Regions from separate parts of the Mus musculus genome. Here region 1 is linked to region 2. The links are chromatin loops, found by intact Hi-C in ENCODE. Cell type or tissue: left cerebral cortex. All regions are shown on one strand.

Region 1 (5,000 bases), 110 kb after region 2:
GCCAGGCAGGAGGTCAATTCTGAAAGCTTCTGAAGAGTGGTCTAGGAAGATGAGCTACTTCACAGGAGGAATAAAGACTCAGGCCTAGATGAATAGATGGCCAAGACCTAGTCATGCCTTCACTAAAAGGCCTCAGACCCCCCTGGAGGCCCACTGCCTATCTCCATCCCATGGGCTGGGTGTGGCTCCATCTCTTCAGACACTGGCCTAGTGACTTTCAAGGGGCAATGGGCAGACTGCAAAATGATTTGGGAGGCCTAGAGGTTGTCTACCTCTACAGTGGGAGCTAGGTGAAGTGGCATGGGGGACCCAGCTACTCCAGACCTCAGGCTCCCCATCTGCAAGTGAGGCAAGAAAACTCTTGTTTATAGTATGCAGTAAGCCCAGCACAGCCTGTGCCCAGAATAGTCATCCAAACAGAAGAAGGTAGCAAATATAACAGCTCAGGCTGGTCTCAACTGGCTGCTCAAGCCTTCAGGCTCCATCTGTAGCGTCTGTTCGCCATCTGTAAGGTAGGAAGGCTGGTGAGATTATGGACTCAGGAGGTGACAGGCAACGAAAGCATTATGAACCCCTCTTTGAAGTGCAGATAAGGAATTGGTTTCACCTGTTCACAGGAGGAAGAATTTTCTAATCCAGTAGGCTCTGAAAGGGGTTTGGCAGATATATAACAATGATAGCAGGCTGTTCAGTGAGGGTGATAGTGTCAGGTGCATAGATGGATAGGTGGTGAATGGGTGGAAGATGAAAGAGTAGCTGAAGACAGATGAAGAGACGATGGATGAGCAGAGAGGTAGATGGGTGGATAATACATGGATGTTAGATAGATGATAGATTGATGCATAGATGATGAATAAGCAGACATGGATAAATGGATGAATAAATAAATTGTGGATGGTTGAGGACTAGGTGGATAGGTGGATAGGTGGGTGGATGGATGGGTGGATGCATAGGTAGAGGGATCAGTGAATAATGGATAAGCAGGACAGATGGATTTATGAATGGAAAATGTTTGTATGATACATGGATGGCTAGCTATAGGTGACAGTGGATGGCAGATGATCGATGGGTGGGTGGTGGATGGACGATGCTTGGGTGGTGAAAGATAAGCAGATAGATGATTGGATGCATACATGTGTTTCATAGCTGGATGGACAGAAATATCCGTAGGCAGATAGAAGCGTGTGTAGTAGGTCAAGGGGAAGAATATGTGAAGGATGGGTAGATAGCTAGGCTAGTGGATGGCTGACACCATGTCTGTGAACATCTGGCTTGTACTTTTCAATTGATGCCTGCCTTCCCCTGGGCCCATGGCAAACACACAAGGGTTGAGGCCTCTCTCCTCATGTTGCCTTCTGACTTGGTCCCTGGGCCATAGTGGATTTCTTCTGTATGTACAGTGGTATCTCCAGGCCCTTAACTGGATACTCCACAAATTCAAGGAAAGAAACAAAGCCAGGCACCTCTGATGCTGGAGCCATTGGCAGCCACATGCACAACCAGCCTTTGATTATGATGTGACATTTTTTTTCAGTGTTCTCTCCCCTTGACTTTATTTCTTCATGTTCCTTTCCCAGCCTGCTTTGCTGGCTTCTCATAAGCTGTGCCAAAGAGCACAGTTATTGGGAACTGGGAAGTGAGAAACACAAGTGCAGACAGGAATTTCTTCCCTCCCTTTCTACTTTGTGTGATTTCTCACTCCCATGGGTGACTCTGGCTCCTCTTTGACCCCTGCAGGCTTCCTGATATTCTGGGGCTCCTAGTGGCCCCAGCCTGTTCCCTGAAGCTTCCTGTCCCATTTCCAGACTCCAGAGTGAACACTTCCTCCTTGGGTCTAGCTGGTTAGGCCACATATACCATGAGGCACCATTCCAGCCATCACTGTATTTACAGTTGTTTGGTCATCATTACACATTTCCAAAACAGAACTTCTGGCTTCATTAAACAGCAGCTTCCCACCTGCCAAGCCCCATCAGCCTCCACTCCTCTTTATGCCCTGGGAAGCATGTCTTTCTGAGATGCCTCATAGTCAGTGACCCTCCACAGCTTCCTGTCAGGTCCTTCAGGATTCAAGATGGAAATGACCCACAACCTTACTGCAGCAACATCAGTGCCAGCCCCATTCAGCCTTATAGGGAATGGGGTGAGAAAGCCTCAGACGAGGTCTGGAAAATATGGTTGTTGTCAGGTCACTGAGAGAGGAGGTCAGAGAGGACACTGGAGGTCTTCAGAGGTTAACACAGGATTAGATGCTGAGCATGGTAATGGGCAGAACTAGCCTTTCATAAAGCTTTTAAAGTCTCACAATGACATTCTGATTCCATTTATCAAGTAAGAAGTTAAGCATGTCAGCCCACAGTGCCACTTAATGTCAGCACATAAAATCCAATTAGTAAGAAAGGCTCAGAAGCCCTTGACCAGGACAGCAGCTGAGGGCCTGGCTTTCCCACCACAAGAGAAACTGCTTAGCAGAGTGTGACCTTGTGGATGGATGGCACAGTGGCCAAGCTACAGTGTGGAGCCTGACACAGAGCTGATACAGTATATAGGGACCAGGCAGCCAAAGCAGGGCCTGTAGAAAACTGTAGAAAATGGGCACTGAAGAGCTGTGGGTCCCTTCAGCCACAAATACTAAATACCCACCAGGGTAGGATTTCCTAGGAAGGGGGACAGGTAGGTGGCTGGCTGCAGAATTTTCAGCCTTCAAGGAGTCTCAGCATGCTCAGGTTTGCTTGTATAGTTGCTACTAAAACAGAGATGGAAGCCATGGGAGTTTGTGTAGCCTTCAGCAAGCACAAACCTGCCTGCCTAGTCTTACAGGACTGTGAGAGGATGTGGGGTGTTCCTGTTGGAAAGTCAGGGGCTACAGATGGGTCTGTTCTAAGAGTCTCTTAGCAGTACATCTGTGTGCAGGATCTTGTGGATGGGAGGTTCACAGAAGTGAGCAAGGGTTCCCTCTGGTACCACAGGTCTCTTCCCCTCTCAGCACAGGGTGCCAACTTTCTGGCGGCACGTCTGCAGAGGTGGCATGCAGCGAGAGGGCCCCCTAGTGTCTGTCCTTCCGCTCCACATTGCTTCTCTGCCCATTTGAGGTAGCCATAGGGGCTGGTCTGATGTTCCTCCAACCTTCCCAGAATCCTTCTTCAGGAGGCCACAGCCCAGAATCCCTAAGCTTAACTGTGGCCTGCTTCCCAGGAAGCCCAGACTGTAGGGCACATGCCTGTCCCCAGTTATAGGGTAGAGTCAATTCCACATTCTGGGCAGCAGCCTGGCCTGACTCACAGATGACAAGGAACATAGGAATGAGGGTTGTAATGGCTGAGGAGCACACAGTGAATTTACTACCACTAGAGATGCCAGTAGGGGACACACTTCTAGAGGGTGATGCTTCTATTGAGTTCCACAGTAACATTTTCATTCATGTATTTAGCCGCCAAACACTTTTGTCTTTTCTACCTCCTGCCCTCTGTGAGTTGTGGACAAAGTTCTCCATCTCTCAGAGGCAGCTCTTTTCAGCTGGGCAAGCTCCTCCATGGGCTGGCTCTGGCACTGGGGTGCAGAGGCAGGATGGCACTGAAGGCTGAGACTATGATCTCACCGATGGAGGGACAGAGCCTGGGCATGGAGCCCTACAGAGGGAGCTCTATCAACCCCAGCCAGAGGGTTCAGCATCCCTAAGGGGCCTCAGGACCCTTATCCACATCAAACAAGAGCTTCCATGGCTTTCTGGCCTGAGGATGCTCCTCCTAGGGGGCACCACACCCTTATTTACCTCCCTCCCCTGAAACCTAAGCCTCTCTGCGAGCTGGGGGTTACAATCTTTGGAACCACAAAGGCATCTCTGATTAATTCCTTATATTTAGCCAGTCTGCAGCTTGCCCTAGCACTCAACAGGGAACCCTGAACTCCTTACTTAAAAACTTACTGTCCCATCCATGATCAAGGACAGCATGACACTAGTTAGTGATGCAAGGAATGCTCCGGCGGTGGGGCTGATGGAAGGCAAGAACAAGCAGGCAAAGGACCATCATGTAAAAGAGCTGGAGCCAGGACCAATGGCAGTCCACTCCACAGCCCCATCATCTCCCACACGTCACAGCTTCCACCTCACTAAGCTCAAGGTGTCCTCTCACCAAGTCCAGGCTCACAAGAGGATGATCACAGCTCCAGTTCCCAGACTTGGACCTTCCCTCTGGGTTCTTTTCTAGATCATCTCAGACCCAGTCTTACTGAAAGTGACAGCAGCCATCACAGCCCCATCGAGGTTCCTCTCCCAGGCCTCACCCGGTTTCTTGTGGTACCCAGGTCCAGTGTCATGGGGAGCCTGAGTTGATTTCTACTTGGGTAACTGGGTAGAGCAGCAGCCCCCTCTTCTACCCACTCTCCCAGTTAACCCACCAATTTGCCCACCCTCCACCCACAGGACAAAGGCTGTGGCTTGTCTTGCTGTGGATGTACTTCTATGGAGACAACACAGGGCTGTGACAGGATACTTCTGCTCTTCCACCAAGCAGCAAGTGCCGGTGAGGGAGAATGGTCCTAGCCAGGCCCTCATAAGCAGGGGACAACCTTCTCTGACCAGATGCCAGCAGGATGATCTTCCTTGGACACCAGCAAAGGGCCAGGTAGGGCTCAGGTAACCATGCCCTGGCAGAGGAAACCACAACCCGGAAATAGCATCTGCCTCTCACTGGACGGCACTGTGGATATGAGCTCCTTGTGCACACCTAGAGGTAATGAAGGAGCAATCTCACTCTACTTGCTATCAGAGCTGACAAATTAACCTCCTCCCAGGAAGTGAGAGGTGATGTGAAAGGTCTCTTGACACATAAACAGAGAGAAAAGGCTCTGCGGTGGGAAAGGAGCAGCCAGGGCAGTGTGACATTCCAGTGCCCAAAACCTGTCTATCAGTGGAACAATAGCTTAGCTCGTGGTAGGAAGCAGAAATGAACCAAGCATGGCAGTGTATGTCTCTAATGCTGATACACAGGAGGCTGAAG
Region 2 (5,000 bases):
ACCAGATGCCCCAAACCCGCCTCATCCACCTTAGCATGGCACCTGATGCCAGCTTCCCTACCCGAAGCCCACCTGCCCGTGAGCCCCCAGGTGGTGCACCCCCTGAGGTGCCCCCTGTCCAGCCCCCACCACCGCCACCTCCACCACCCCCTCCACCCCAACAGCCCATACCCCCACCACCCACCCTGGAGCCTGCACCTCCCAGCCTGGGGGACACGGGGGAGCCTGCGGCCCACCCGGGACCCAGTTCAGGTGCTGGGGCCAAGAATGAGAACGTGGCCACCTTGTCAGTGAGCTCTCTGGAGGTGAGAATGGTTTAGAGTCTGCCAAGGCAGAGATGGGTGGAACCCCAGCCAAGGGCTGGTACTTCCCTGCCCTGTGGGCTCTGGGTATGTCAGAAGTGGGTAAGGCTAGCCCAGGGACAGGATCTTTTCACACAACAGTCTGTGGTTAGCCTAGTGCTTTGTATTCCCCCCGTACTTTATTCAGCCTTTAGGACAAGGGGCAGAGGCTAGGATGGCACCCTTAGGGAGCCCCTGCCCCACACTAGGATGTGCCACCATCTAGCCTTCTACCTGTTAGGTGCAGCCAGCACTGAGTTCACTGTTGGGGGTCCAACCATGTGACCTGTGTGGCCTGCCTGAGCTCGACACTGCAGAGGGAGAGCAAGGGCAAACAGGCCTGGAGCAGGGGTGGGAGTCCTCACTGCTCACAGAGACCCCATCCTTATTCCATCATTGTCAAGGGTTTCCCTTCAGTCTCAGCAGCCCCTCCAAACCCAGAGCTGGGGCTGGTCCCTAGGGAACAGGCAACCTGGGTACTTGGTGCACCCTCAGCATGTCCCCTGAAGGCAGGCTGGTGTCTCCCCAGTTGTTGGGCCAGAGGGCCTGGACTTGTGGTCTAGGAAGTTTTAGGGAACACATTGCCCATGCACACAACCCCTTTCTCCTGCAGCGGCGGAAATCACGGTATGCAGAACTGGACTTTGAGGTAAGTGCAGGGGCCTCTCTCTGACCAGAGAGGCTGGGTACTAGGGCCATTTCAGCAATGGGAATTGGAGAGGGGCTCAAGGCAGGGGCCAACAGCAGGTGGGACGAAGGGGTGGCTGTGGATGCCCATCCGGGCTCAGGACTCCTGGCCCCAACCCACAGAAGATCATGCACACACGGAAGCGACACCAAGACATGTTCCAGGACCTGAACCGGAAGCTGCAGCATGCGGCTGAGAAGGAGAAGGAGGTGCCAGGCGCAGACAGCAAGGTCAGAAGCACGGGCTCTGCTCCAGTCACATTCCCTGGGCTAGCTGTCCCTTCTCAGATGTGCAAAGGGCAGGGCAGGAGGATCCTGAGCCTGGCTCTGTCTGGCAGGTTCCAGAGTGTCCTTCCCCACAGCACTGACCCCATCATGGAAACTGCAGCTACTGCCTGGATTCGGGCTGTGGGATGCGTGGGTTGCTGTTCTCTCTGGGAATCCCTTCCTAAGAGCCCTTCTCTCTCTTCCTCCTCTGCTCCGACTACACCGCTGGCCTTGAGTAGCCAGAGAAGCAGCAGACTCCCAACAAGAGGGCCTGGGAGAGCCTCCGCAAGCCCCACGGGACGCCTGCCTGGGTAAAAAAGGAGCTGGAGCCACTGCCCCCGTCTCCACTGGAGCTGCGGAGCGTAGAGTGGGAGAAGGCGGGTGCCACCATCCCACTGGTTGGCCAGGACATCATTGACCTCCAGACCGAGGTCTGAGCGGGCGGGCCGTGGCCCCACACCGGGCCAGGAGGTGGGATGCTGCTCTGCCCGCTCCGCCATAGGACGGGCACAGACGCGCTCGCGGTGGCGGGCCGGGTCCAGCCCCGGCCTCAGGGCGCTCAGAGGCGGCCAGGCAGAGGGCCCGCGGTGCTGGGACCAGAGCCAGACACAGGACAGGAGGTGGCATGGCCGGCGGGCACAGGGATCCAGAGGCCAGATGGTGCCTCAGACTCAGCCCTCCTTGGGCAAGCCCGGGCAGGCAGGCAGGCGAGCTGCTGTGAACACGGACAGGCCTGGTGTGGCCAGCGTCCCCAGGATGCCCACTTCAGCCACCACTGCAGAGGACTGCCTGTGGCCCACCAGCCTGGCTCCGATTTTTAGACACCCCTACCCCTTGGGAAGCAGCCAGACCCCCCACTCCCTTCCAGGACCCTGGGCCCCTCTCAGACCCAGGCAGAGAGCATGGTCCTGACCCAGCCCCCCCGGGACAGGACTGAGATCACTCTGGAAAGAAGCGGGGTGGGGAATCTATTTTTTCTCTCCTTTTCTTTTCTTCAATAAAAAGAATTAAAAACCCAGCTTTGTAGTCTTTTTTTTTTTTCCTGAAGCAGCATGGTTCTATTTCAGTGGTAGGGAGGCAACTCCTGTCCTGTCCTGTCCTGTCCTGTCCTGTCCTGTCCTGTCCTGCCCTGGGTGCCTGCCCTCCATATGGTCCTCTGAGGCGGGACTTAATTTGACTCATTGGACCCCTGAGTCACCTGGGAAGGACAGAGTTAACAGGTAGCAATTGTAAAACAACTTGAAATAGTGAAAGAAAAGAAACAAAATATGGGTTGTAGCTGGGTTCTAGCAGCCCCCCTGGGCCCATCTTGAACAGGCCTGCCCTACTACTTTGTAAGGCCCAGTACTGGTTCCCTTTTTCCTGTCCCCAGACCATGGTGGTCCTATGGTCAGACTACCTAACAAATCAACCAGATGCCTGCAACCCCAGCTTCAGCATTCTTGCATTTCCCAGAGCTTCCAGCAGGGGGCAGCCTAAGCCACTCAAGGAGTCTGGTTGGGAAGCTAGGAGAGGAGGTCCCTCCTTTCCCAAACACTGGGACTGCACAAGCCTGGACCTCTGCAGGCAGAACCCTTTAGACCCCAGTATGAACTGGAATCCAGATGCAGACCATTGGCCCTGAGGGACACGTGAAGCCCACAGAACCCCAACAAAGTACTAAGAGCTAGAAAAGGAGTCCAGCCCCATATAGGTTCCTTTTATACCCTCACCCAAATCTTCTCCCTTCCTTCCTTCACTGTGTCTTTGACATGCCACCCCCTCCCCAGCATCCTTTTTCACAGCAGAGACAGGCTAGGGATAGTGCTTGTTGGTATAGTGACCACAGTGAGCTCAGGTAACTGTGATGGCCAGGCACACCCCTAGGTGCACACACACGGGTGGGTGAATGGTAAGTGAGGAGGGACAAGTCCATAGATGGCCAGAGAAGGGCATGCAGAGCCCAGGATAGACCCTAGCTAGCTACAGACTACAAACAACAAAGCAAACACCCCACCAATGCTTCGGTGAGATTTGGCAACAAAATAAGACCCAGCCTAGACCATGCCATGGCTAGTGTGAACCAAGTATGCACGGGTGCATATGTCCCGCAATGGAAGGCTTCTAAGCCTCGTCACAGCGCCTACCACAGGTCACGTGAAGAATCGCTATCATAATGCACCTGCAGTCTGTGCACAAAAGCTCTGCCTTCCAGGACTGGAGAGCTTCCTATGAGTTGAGTGGCCTCACCCCTGGCTATTACAAAATGAAAGAAGCTGAGAGGGTCTATTGGTACAGGTAGAGAAAGCCCTGGGGTCCCAGCACTCTGCCTATGCAGGCAGCATGTGAATGTGGGCCAGGTCTCGGTCTTGAGGGCTGAACCCTGCTCAGACTTACCACTGTCCTCATACTGTCTTCATGCAGTGACCAAGCATCCATAGCCAGCTCTGTAAGCTGCCTGTCCCTGTCTGTCCTCTCCACCTGCAACAACACACAAAGCAGCATAGAGTACCCTAGCCCCTCATACCGGCCATGTGAAGGGAGAGACTCAACTGCTGGAGTCAAAGCTCTGTAAAATGCAGTGTGTGTCTAGAGGCAGCTCTCCCTGCCAACCCCCACTGCAGGCCCTCCCTCTGGAGGGATATTTGTGCTAGGAGTCCTGGCTCCTCTTCCTCCTCCTAGAGAGACCCATAACGGAAATTGCTATCTACTTTTGGCACAGGAAGCTGGCCAGCAAAGGCTGTACTTCATCAGCACCCTGAGCCTTGCTCCAGTGGGCCCCACTCCAGCAGGCTCCATATACATTCCAAAGGGGAGTCCATACCGAGTGTCGCCTTGGCCCAGAACCCTTGTAGGGACAGGAGCCTTTCCATGGATTGCTGTCAGGTCTCTTTGCTCTGGCTCAGTGTTTTGGAGTACTGTTCTTCTAACACCTGGCAAGCAGGGTCATGATCCCATCTGTCTTCGTTAGGGTTTTACTTGCTATGAACAGACACCATGACCTGTCTTAGTCAGGGTTTCTATTCCTGCACAAACATCATGACCAAGAAGCAAGTTTGGGGAGGAAAGGGTTTATTCAGCTTATACTTCTATACTGCTGTTCATCACCAAAGGAAGTCAGGACAGGAACTCAATCAGATCAGGAAGCAGGAGCTGATGCAGAGGCCATGGAGGGATGTTACTTACTGGCTTGCTTCCCCTGACTTGCTCAGCTTGCTCTCTTATAGAACCCAAGACTACCAGCCCAGAGATGGTCCCACCCACACGGGACCCTCCCCACCTTGATCACCAACCTAGAAAATGCCCCACAGCCGGATCTCATAGAGGCACTTCCCCCACAGTTCTCTGTGATAACTCCAGCCTGTGTCAAGTTGACACGCAAAACCAGCCAGTACATGACCAAAACAACTTTTATAAGAACAACATTTAATTGGGGCTGGCTTACAGGTTCAGAGGTTCAGTTCATTATCATCAAGTCGAGAACACGGCAGCATCCAGGTAGGATGAGCTGAGAGTTCTACATCTTCATCTGAAGGTGGAATATTCCAGACAGCTAGGATGAGGGTCTTATAGCCCACACCCAGTGACACATCCACTCCAACAGGGCCAAACCTTCTAATAGCGCCACTCCCTGGGTGGAGCATATACAAACCATCACACTGTCTAGAGTGAAGAACCAGACTCAGGGTAACTAGAGGATGCTGCTGGTATGCTACAGGTCAGAAA

The links. Hi-C counts contacts between places; a loop is a spot of excess contacts. Peaks named below come from ENCODE experiments on the same cell type or tissue, not always from the same donor. Only the 100,000 strongest peaks of a DNase experiment are listed, where the experiment ranks them.
Region 1: it touches region 2 in a loop (6-fold over the local background); 31 of 42 quality-filtered maps call a loop at or near these places.

Annotation. Positions count from the first base shown.
Region 1 is chr15:74,699,004-74,704,003 of GRCm38, forward strand. It overlaps Jrk (jerky), which reads right to left. Exons shown (of 2, transcript NM_008415.6): 2 at 3,409-5,000. Gm32994 (a long non-coding RNA gene) reads left to right here. Exons shown (of 5, transcript XR_003951652.1): 5 at 4,424-5,000. Among named protein-coding and RNA genes, the nearest start is that of 4933427E11Rik, 7.7 kb to the right of the region's middle. In left cerebral cortex, a CTCF peak has its summit at 3,048 (motif pointing left); DNase peaks (open chromatin) are centred at 434 and 3,044.
Region 2 is chr15:74,587,153-74,592,152 of GRCm38, forward strand. It overlaps Adgrb1 (adhesion G protein-coupled receptor B1), which reads left to right. Exons shown (of 31, transcript NM_174991.3): 28 at 1-305; 29 at 955-990; 30 at 1,152-1,259; 31 at 1,535-2,312. The coding sequence ends at 1,732. Among named protein-coding and RNA genes, the nearest start is that of Mroh4, 47 kb to the right of the region's middle. In left cerebral cortex, CTCF peaks have their summits at 2,763 (motif pointing right) and 3,434; DNase peaks (open chromatin) are centred at 1,464, 1,885 and 2,755; H3K27ac peaks cover 3,290 bases.